Regions from separate parts of the Homo sapiens genome. Here region 2 is linked to region 1. Evidence: chromatin loops called from intact Hi-C (ENCODE). Cell type or tissue: CD4-positive, alpha-beta T cell. All regions are shown on one strand. Region 1 overlaps TJP2 (tight junction protein 2). Region 2 overlaps TMEM252-DT (TMEM252 divergent transcript).

Region 1 (5,000 bases):
TTTGGTATATATGCACAAGCTCCCTAATGCCTACGCCTTTGTGAACACCATGGAAAAGGGGGGGCCTGAAACACATCATCACTGATTGGACATTAACAATATGCCAGACACCGTGCTAAGTATTTTATGGCTATTGCCTATTAATCCTCCAAAAACCCTATACCCTAACCCTACTCCTGCTTTTTTCACATACAAAAATAGAAGGCCTGAGATCTCAAGGAACTTGCCCATGGCAAGGCCCCACAGCTAACAGGTGCCTGGTCACAATTTGAATGCAAATTTGCATGAGTCCAATTTTCATAAGATATGAGACCAAAAAAAAAAAAATCAGCTGATAGTTACATTTAAGACCTCTATGTTCCTAGTTCTGATACACTAAGCTAAGCTATAAACAGATCATTCTTATTTGTAATTACAAAGAAGCCATTAATAAGCCAAAAGGAAGGTGCTAATTTGGCAACACAGGCACAGCCCTGTGTACCCTATAATTTTAAACCTGACTAAACTTATATAACACTAAAACATAGCTTCACTTTAAAAAAACAAACATACATACAAACCACCACCCCCATAATAGGCACCAAGATAAAGATAATCATAAACGGCTTTGTCAAAAAGGCAGGTTGAAAAAACAATTATTAGAGCTGCTCAGCTAAATGTCACCATCAAGGTTGGCCCCATAGGAAACACACAAGGTCAATCGTTCCCTCCCAGACCTGGGGCACCATCAGATGATGGTTCCCACAGAAAAGAGGGACACATTAGTACCACCTAGCAATGAGCCTGGTTAATCCCATAAAGCCAGTGAGCCTACATACGGAGTCCTGAGCTTCAAACACATGCCTTTCCTATTAGAATTGGAGAATAAAGGCAAGAACCCCACCCTTTGGGTATTACGTAGCCAACCCCTGGGAGCCTGTTAAAAATACAGAATCTCAAGCCCTAACTTGGACCTACTGATAAAAATATGCATTCTAACTAGAGCCCCTATGTGATTAATATGCACATTAACGTTTGAGAAGCACCTCCCATCAGGGAGGTGACGGGGAAAATAATGTTTGAGAAGCACCTGTCTAGCAGTACTCTCCAACAGAAGTTTCTACCATGGTGACGATGTTCTATAGCTGTGCTGTCCAACACAGTAACCACTAGCCACATGTGGCTACTGAACATGTGAAATGTGGCTACTGCAACTGAAGAATGCAATGTTTAATTTTAGTTAATTTAAATTTGTAAATAGCAATATTTACTATATAATTAACCATATCCCTAGCAGTCATTTAAGCCATTTCCTTTTTTTTGCTAGTATAACTAATGCTATGGCAGACACTGTGTGCATATAGCTCCCCCTCCATATTTTGTAGTTAACTATAGATCAAACGGCATTTTTAAGCCTCTTCATGTGTAATGACCTATAACTTTCAGCAATTTACAGTGCTGCAACCATGAGCAGAATGCCAGGTATTAAGAAAAAAATAGTACTTATTTTCAAAAACAGTGAAATTCATTTTTATACTTTAAGAATCCTTTTGGTGTCTCTAAAATTTTTCCTGGGAAGGAAAAATAAAAAGGCTGTGGGAGCGCAGAGGAAGACTGTGAATTCCTTATAGAGGCACATGACAAAACTTAGTAAATTGATACTTTGAAAATACTGATTTAACCAGCTGTCAGTAAGAGACACAATAATTTTATTTTAAACCGTTAATCTATGGACAAGACTAAAAATCTTACAATTTATGGTTTCAACTGCATAAGTATGTTACATATTTAAAATACCATAAACGTAATAACTGAATGTGTTCTTGCATGGTATACTTAGCACAATGACCAATGCCCACTGCACCTAATGGAAATCAACAGACAAAAAGAAACAATTGCTCCATCATACTGGAACATACTCCATCCAGGCAGGGGGCAGCAAAGACAAGAGACAGGGAGGGGAAAGGTGAGGTTTCCTGTATCAAATGTGGAGCCAAAGCCATGCAAAAATCAACAAGCCTTCCTAATTCTTTTGACTTAATAAAACACAGCAGATGAAATTCAAGCAAGTTATAAAAAAAAAAAAAAAGTTCAGGTGTTTGAAATAGCCTTGTTTCTAAACTTAGAAAAAGACCTCATTATTCTATCTTGTATGCCATTATCACATAAACTGAGTGAAACTGACAGTCTGCATCCTTAGTCCATTGGTGACACGGGAAACTTCAGGTATGGGCTGACGTTTTTTTTTTTAATTCTGAATTAAACGTTATTAAGCTCCTCTCAAAAAGTCCGTACTTGCCTAGAAACAAAAATTACTGGCAGAAATTATATGTGATTTCAAAGCATAAAAAGGCACCCAATTTTCCTTTTTGTAGAATTTGTAGCTATAGGAAATCATCAAAGGCCACTGCCTGGTAACAGATGTATTATCCACTAGGTGGTGCAGTCATGCAGAAATAAAAAGGGAGAGACTGCCGGTTCCCTACGAATTGAAAATTTCAAAACATAATTTAGATGAAATTAGAAATAGACTTTAAAAATTACAATAAAAGCCAGGCACGGTGGCTCATGCCTGTAATCCCAGCACTTTGGGAGGCCAAGGTGGGTGAATCGTCTGAGCTCAAGAGTTCAAGACCAGCCTGGGCAACATGGTGAAACCCTGTCTCTACTAAAAATACAAAAATTAGCCAGGTGTGGTGGCGCACGCCTGTAGTGCCAGCTACTCAGGAGATTGAGGTGAGAGGACAGCTTGAGCCCAGGAGGCTCAAGTGAGCTGAGACTGTGCCACTGGACACTAGCCTGGGTGACAGAGTGAGACCACATCTCAAAAAAAAAAAAAAAAAAAGTGAGAGAGAAGGAAGAAAGGAAGACCCTGGCACTGATCACACCTGCAGTGATGGCTCTCTCAGAGTCACTGAGGCCAAGGGAACCATCCAAGGACTTAGCACCAATCAAGATCCCCTTGTCACTGTGAGGAATGAATAAAGCAACCCATAATGTCTACACCAGGTCCCAAAGCCACTGCTGCAGCACGCTACTGAGGAGTAGGTAAGAAACTGGCATTAGGGTATGCAACAGAAATGTTTACTAAACATTCTGAGAAACGGATGTACACACCAGAATAAGAACATATTGAAGGAAGAAACTGCACTATCAAGAAATGTTTATCTGAAGGAGAGCAACAAACCACCACCAAAAACTGTCTAGCGAAAGAAAATCCAAGCAAGAACTTCTACAGCATTTGCCAAGATGAATTAGGCTTTTGCTTCCTCTTGGGGCCTGGAGACCAAGAGACAGACAATGTCAAACACACCAAGCTTTCTCCGACTGCTCCAGTTTATAAGTAGTTCAAGTTCCTGGTACGCACTAGCCAGCTGTATGATCTCTAGGTTCTCTAAGCATCCAGTGAATAACACTCACCTCACAGGGTTCTTGGTGAGGATCAAGTGAGAATTTAACATGAAAGTTTTTTTTTTCTTTTTTTGATACAAGTTCTTGCTATGTTGCCCATGCTGGTCTTAAACTTCTGGGCTGGAGCAATCCTCCTGCCTCAGTCTCCCAAGCAGCTGGAATTACAGGCATGTGCCACCATGCCCAGCTTTATGTAGAGGTTGCTATAAACTGTAAAGTACCACTCAAATGAGGGGTGTTTCTAATATTAATATAAGCCCCACTGTAGCAACGGCAATCAACAGTGGTATAAGCTTAATATAAGATTTAAAACATACGGCTGGGCATGGTGGCTCACGCCTGTAATCCCAGCACTTTGGGAGACAGAGGCAGGTGGATCACCTGAGGTTAGGAGTTCGAGACCAGCCTGGCTAACAAGGCAAAAACCCTGTCTCTACTAAATATACAAAAATTAGCCAGGCGTGGTGGTACGTGCCTATAATCCCAGGTAGTCAGGAGACTGAGGCAGGAAAATCGCTTGAACCTGGGAGGTGGAGGTTGCAATGAGCTGAGATCATGCCACTGCACTCCAGCCTGGGCAACAGAGTGAGACTCTGTCTCAAAAAAAAAAAAATTTTAAAAATGAACTGCATTCAGTCATTGAACGTTTAGTCTCTATTGTACATCAGACTTTGAAAACAAAGACCTGTCAACATAGGACACAGTCCCCACCCTCAAAATGATGTTTGTTTTTAGGACACAGAAAGGTCTGGAAACAGCTAACGGACCTGGAGTAACAGTGACTGATACATACATTCATTCGCTCAAAGCCTTTCTGAACCTTCTAAGCCAAAGGAACCTCACAAAATTTCTCCACTGCTTTTCATTTCTCCAAGCCTTTGAAGCCACACCAGCACTTTATTGTTACTCTGAAGTTTCCTCTGACAGGAAATAACGAACTGTTTGGAACTGAAATAGTCAACAACTCAGAAACACAACAGTACATGTTGCAAAGTTGAAATCCTGCAATCCAGAGAAATAGGAACATCTGAAACATCAGAAACACAGAAATGTTTGATGATACAAAGACATTGCAGTTTTATAGCCTTTCTACATCCTAAAAACAAAATATGCTTTTATTGGTCACCACCTAACACGGAGGAAATCTGCATTTGCAACTTCTCAAGTGGCCCTTGTTATCAGGTCACCTTACTACATTGAAACCAGAAGCAAACCTGTCTGTCAGTGCTCAGATCCAACCCTTTTTCCTTTTTGCTTTTCCAAGCTATGAGTGACTGCAGACAGGGGCATCTCATGCAGCCAGCATCTTCCCACAAGTCAGCATCCTGATCTACTATTCCCAGATTGCAGAACAGGAGACAAATCAAGCCAACACCCTGCTTCCAGGAGGTCTGAGGCAGGAGCCAGGAAACATTTTCTCAAAGGGCCTGACAATAAATATTTTAGGCTTGCCACTACAAGAGGCAAAATCACGGAGATCATATAGATACTTACATAACCATTTAAAATGCAAGAACAGTTCTTAGCTAGCAGGCAGAAAAAACAACAAACACGCAGCTGGCTATATGTAGCTTGCCAACCACCAGACTCAATTTATGCAAAACTTAGTA
Region 2 (5,000 bases), 610 kb after region 1:
AGAATTTCCTGAAAGAACATCTTTAGGTTATGATTGAAGTCAAGTATGATTCTTTCAAAGGTTTCCCTTTAAGAAATTTTATTAGTAAAAGTAAGGTTAAGAAACATATGTAAATATACAGTATATGTATAGTACATAGTATAGTATACATACATACATATAGTATATGTTTTGTTACTATATATACACTATATATATGTAGTAACAAAAGGAGTGTACTCTGATTCTCACCCATAATGTTTCTATAGATGTATCATTTTGGCTTAGATGAAAGCGAGCAATCAAAAAGATGAATCACTCTATCTCTTCCTTAAAAATAACTCTTTAAAGTGCTAATAAATGCTTATTTAATAAGTCTGTATATACATATATAAAATGGGAGAATAATATATTGAAGGAATTTGTGTTTATCTTATTAACGTGGAATGGTAAAAATTCTTTTAGTGTATGATAATAGTGTAAAAAAGTTCCAAGACTGGGTCTTTTTTAATACCAAAAAAAGATATAAAGTGCATGTGTTGGCAAACTTAAAAAAAAATTACACATGTAATACATGGTTGGGTAGATAAAATGTGAAAATACAGATAAACCAAATGGAGGGAAAAATGAGAAATATTTAATATTACTTATAATTGTACCATCCAGGAATAATCATTTTAGGATATATCTGTCAGACTTTTAAAAATGTATGTATACACACATATATTACACAAATGGGGTCATGCTGTTTTAGAACCTATTTTTTTAAACTTAGCAACATATTGCGACTGTCCATCTATGTCAATGTACTCCTCAGCATCATTTAAAGGAGTGGTCCCCAACATTTTTGGCACCAGGGACTGGTTTCATAGAAGACAATTTCTCCAGGGATGATGTGGGGGATGGTTTTGGAATGATTCAAGTGCATTACATTTATTGCACACTTTGTTTCTCTTATTATTACATTGTAAAATATAATGAAATAATTATACGACTCACCATAATTTAGAATTCGTGGGAGCCCTGAGCTTGTTTTCCTGCAACTAGACCGTGTCATCGGCGGTGGGGCGGGGGTGGGGGGGTGGGTGACGGGAGACAGTGACAGATCATCAGGCATTAGTTAGATTCTCATAAAGAGCACGCAACCGAGATCCCTTGCATGCGCAGTTCACAATGGGGTTTGCACTTCTATGAGAATCTAACATCACTACTGATATAACAGGAGGTGGAGCTCAGGTGGCAATGCCAGCAATGGGGAGCGGCTGTAAATACAGATGAAGCTTCGCTCGCTCGCCCACCACTCATCTCCTGTGTGTAGCTCTGTTCCTAAAAGGCCACGGACCCATACCGGTCTGCAGCCCGAGGGTTGGGGACCCCTGAAAAATGATCGCTTATTATTCCATGTTGAAGTACATCTTAAACCTTCTCCAATCCCCCACTACTGTCTATATAACAACCTGAAGTGTATCCATTCAAGGAATGTGTTCTTGGCCACAAAAACAGGGTGCTTGAAAAACAAATCCCAGCAGAATCATTCTTGTCCTTACGTTAATCACTACAGGGCTATTTTCAGAGCACTCCAGTGGAGCATACCGCAGTCTTCCAAAAGGGTCTTTAGGTGGTGCTATTGGATGGAACGGTTCCTTCGGAAGAGAGATGATTCATTTGCTTGGGGGTGGGGGGTGGGGGCACATCAACCCCGACTTGATTCCTCCTGTTATCTTTGGATATTCTGTATTAACTCCAATTCCCTCAAAAAGAAGTGGCAAGGATCGATCTTTAGCAGTTGTTCGTGACCTACATGCATTCTTGAAACAAGGCACACTTTAATAGGTTTAATGTTTCCTGCAAACTGTTGTGGATAGACTGAGCAGAACAAAATGCCTTTTCTGCTGGGTAAAGAGTACCTGGCACCCCCTCCCTGCCCCCCAATCCCCCCACCTCCCGCCAAAGTCACCTGCTTACGTCAGACCAGCCCTGATGCGATGGAAATGCTGAACTGAAGTGTGCTCCCATGGTTTGAAGAGCACATTTTTCACTGGCATCATGCACACAGGACAAAGCATGTCTCTTAGATGAAAGCATCTTTAAAATGACATAAACAAATACAAATTGGAATCTCAGAATGCAGTTTAAGGACCTCACTGCCCCCCTCTAGTGGTCATGTCGAGTTTCATCGGGTCTCTTGACCACAGACCGGGTCCTGTCCTAGGAATTCTGGCGCCCTCTTGTGGAGGGCAGGAGGAGGTCTTTGTAGACCGGCAAAGACCAGCGGGGCCTGCGTGAAAGATGCTAAAGACGAATTACCTCCTCTCCCTCAAAGATTCCCTAAAAGCAGAATCGAGTCAATTCTCATTCATTCTTTTAGGGCTGTATGTCTTTTAAAAATGCATTGCATTCTTTGCTGCCTGCTTGGAGTACAATGACCGACATTAACCATTTTCTCAGAGATTCAGATTTTTCCTTTTAAAAAATTGGCTCCGGCCCCATGAAAAACAGCTGTAAATGCTCAGAAGCTGCTGAGATCTGATCACAGTTCTACTTTTTTTTCCACTATGAAGCCTGCATGCGAACTCCCTGCAGCCTGCAATGCTTTCTGGGTTTTCATTTCTGTTTCCATTTTCACCTTTTCCCTCATTGTCTTGCTGCCAGTCTCTAACACCACTCCTGACCTCTTCCTTCCTTCTAACCTGCTGTGGGATCAGAAGTGAGGTAACAAAGCTTGCTATAATTCTAATTTATCAACAGAATAAACAGACCCCCGTCAATACTGGAAATGCTCTCCCCTTTGCAAAATACGAAATGTCTTTTCTAAATACACGCATGCCTTTTAGTGCCTATGTAATCCTTATCCAGTGAGTGGGAAAGAGTTAAAAGAATGAAAGTGTTAAAAAGAAATTTCTCTAGGACGGGCAGCTGATCCTGTGAGCGGGGAGCTTTGGAGGCAGCCCTGGTTTCTTTCTTTCTTTCTTTCTTTCTTTCTTTCTTTCTTTCTTTCTTTCTTTCTTTCTTTCTTTCTTTCTTTCTTCCTTCTTCCTTCCTTCTTTCTTTCTTTCTTTCTTTCTTTCTTTCTTTCTTTCTTTCTTTCTTTCTTTCTTTCTTTCTTTCCTTCTTTCTTTCTTTCCTTTCTTTCCTTTCTTTTCTTTTTTTTTGAGACGGAGTCTCACTCTTGTTGCCCAGGCTGGAGTGCGGTGGTGCGATCTTGGCTCACTACCACCTCCGCCTCCTGGGCTCAAACGATTCTCCTGCCTGTGCCTCCGGGGTAGCTGGGATTACAGGCGTGCACCACCACGCCCAGCTAATTTTTGTATTTTTAGTAGAGACAAGGTTTCCTATGTTGGCCAGGTTGGTCTCAAACTCCTGGCCTCATGTGATCCGCCCGCCTAGGCCTCCCAAAGTGCTGGGATTACAGGCGTGAGCCACCGTCCCCTGCCTGATTTCATCTTTGCCTCCTTGGCCTGGTTTCTGCTCCCTGGGCTGGAAGCGCTGTCCCCTGGTGGTGGGGAGGGCCGTGTGCTACATAGGACTGAGGTTTCAGAAAAAAAGTTCTGCAGGTGTGGATAAACAGAATGCTAAGCGGATATTGCCCAGGACAGCATAAGTGGAGGAGAATCTCAACCAGAGTCAAGGTTGTGTATGTCTGTAACCAAGGGTGCAAATGTCAAGGTGAGAAGTGGTAATGCGGCACCTGGAGATCGCGGCGGGTGATCCAGGACAGGGCAGTGGGAGTTAGATAGAATGGTCATGTTTTTTTTCCTAATAAGCTATTTATTTACTTTTGGCAAATAAAAATTGCATACCTTTACAGTATACAACATGATGTCTTAATGTATGTATATATTGTGGTATAATTAAATAAGTGGTTTAACATATTCATCACCCCCACATAGCTATTTTTTTGTGGTGAGAATATTTAAAATCTATTCTCTTAGCCATTTTCAAGTATGCAATGCATTGTTATTAATTATAGTCACCATGCTGTATAATAGATCTCCATAACCTATTCCTCCAGTCTAACTGAAACTTTGTACCCCTCTCAACTATTCTTGACCTCTGGCAACCACCATTCTACTCTACGCTTCTGTGAGTTTGACTTTTTGAGAGTCCATACACAAGGGAGATCAAGAGTGGTCCTATTTTAATGTGGTGCTGGCTTTGTTGCATGGAAATAGGCTGTTACTTGGGCAGAGACAGTGGGATGGGGGATATTTGTAACAGAAAAAGTTCTCAGATTGAGATGTTTTGTTCCTTAAGGAAATCATCTTCAGACAGGGCTCTCCTGTAGTGTTAAATGGAATCCTACAAAACACCAGTGTTCCATGAGTTGTCAGTAGGTGGTCTATAAAAATTATTTTCTATATTCAGGTAACTTTTGGCAATTACACACCATATGTGCTGAAAAGCTTGTTAACCAGCGCAGACCCATACTCTGCCCTTCTTCTCCCTGGACCCCCTGCCAGGTCACCTTGTTCTGGTTCCATCTCTTGATCAAAGGCTGTAACTTCAGTCAGGCTGACTTCTCTCTGGAGGGGTTTCTGGTACCCTGCTGGTGCTAGTGCTGGGGCGTTGCACTCCTCTTTGTGATTTCCCTATATCCTGCCCATACCTTTATAAACAATATTTTTACAAAACTATTCTCGAATTACCCAAAGTGAGTATGCCATCTCCTGGCTGACACACCATATGTTTCATTAGAGAAACGTGATGCCCAGTAGCATTTTAAAATACATTAATCATATTGGTTAATTTGTTCATAGTGGCCTCTTCTACTGGAACACAATCACAGTGCCTGGTGCATAGAAGGTGCTTGTCTTAGATGGGGTTTTCTTAGGAGCAGACACTTAACCAAAAATGTGGGTGCATATGATTTATTAAGGAAGTGCTTCCTGGAGAAACTGCTAAGGGAGTGGGGAGGCAGGGTGGAGTAGAGGAAGAAGCCAAGCAATTGAGCAATGCCAGGAGAAAGTCCCAGTCTCAGCCTGATCCCATGGGGCACACTGAGGCATAGCTGGTTTTTTTTG

Evidence for each region. A loop is a pair of places that touch in the nucleus more often than their neighbours do. Peaks named below come from ENCODE experiments on the same cell type or tissue, not always from the same donor. Only the 100,000 strongest peaks of a DNase experiment are listed, where the experiment ranks them.
Region 2: it touches region 1 in a loop (23-fold over the local background); 6 of 110 quality-filtered maps call a loop at or near these places.

What each region holds. Positions count from the first base shown.
Region 1 is chr9:69,190,745-69,195,744 of GRCh38, reverse strand. The region is part of intron 1 of TJP2 (tight junction protein 2); the gene reads right to left. Among named protein-coding and RNA genes, the nearest start is that of TJP2, 19 kb to the right of the region's middle. In CD4-positive, alpha-beta T cell, CTCF peaks have their summits at 2,206 and 2,412 (motif pointing right); a DNase peak (open chromatin) is centred at 2,414.
Region 2 is chr9:68,581,802-68,586,801 of GRCh38, reverse strand. All of the region lies in intron 2 of TMEM252-DT (TMEM252 divergent transcript), which reads right to left. Among named protein-coding and RNA genes, the nearest start is that of LINC01506, 38 kb to the right of the region's middle. RefSeq lists an enhancer at 2,059-2,148. In CD4-positive, alpha-beta T cell, CTCF peaks have their summits at 1,994 and 2,195 (motif pointing left); a DNase peak (open chromatin) is centred at 2,181.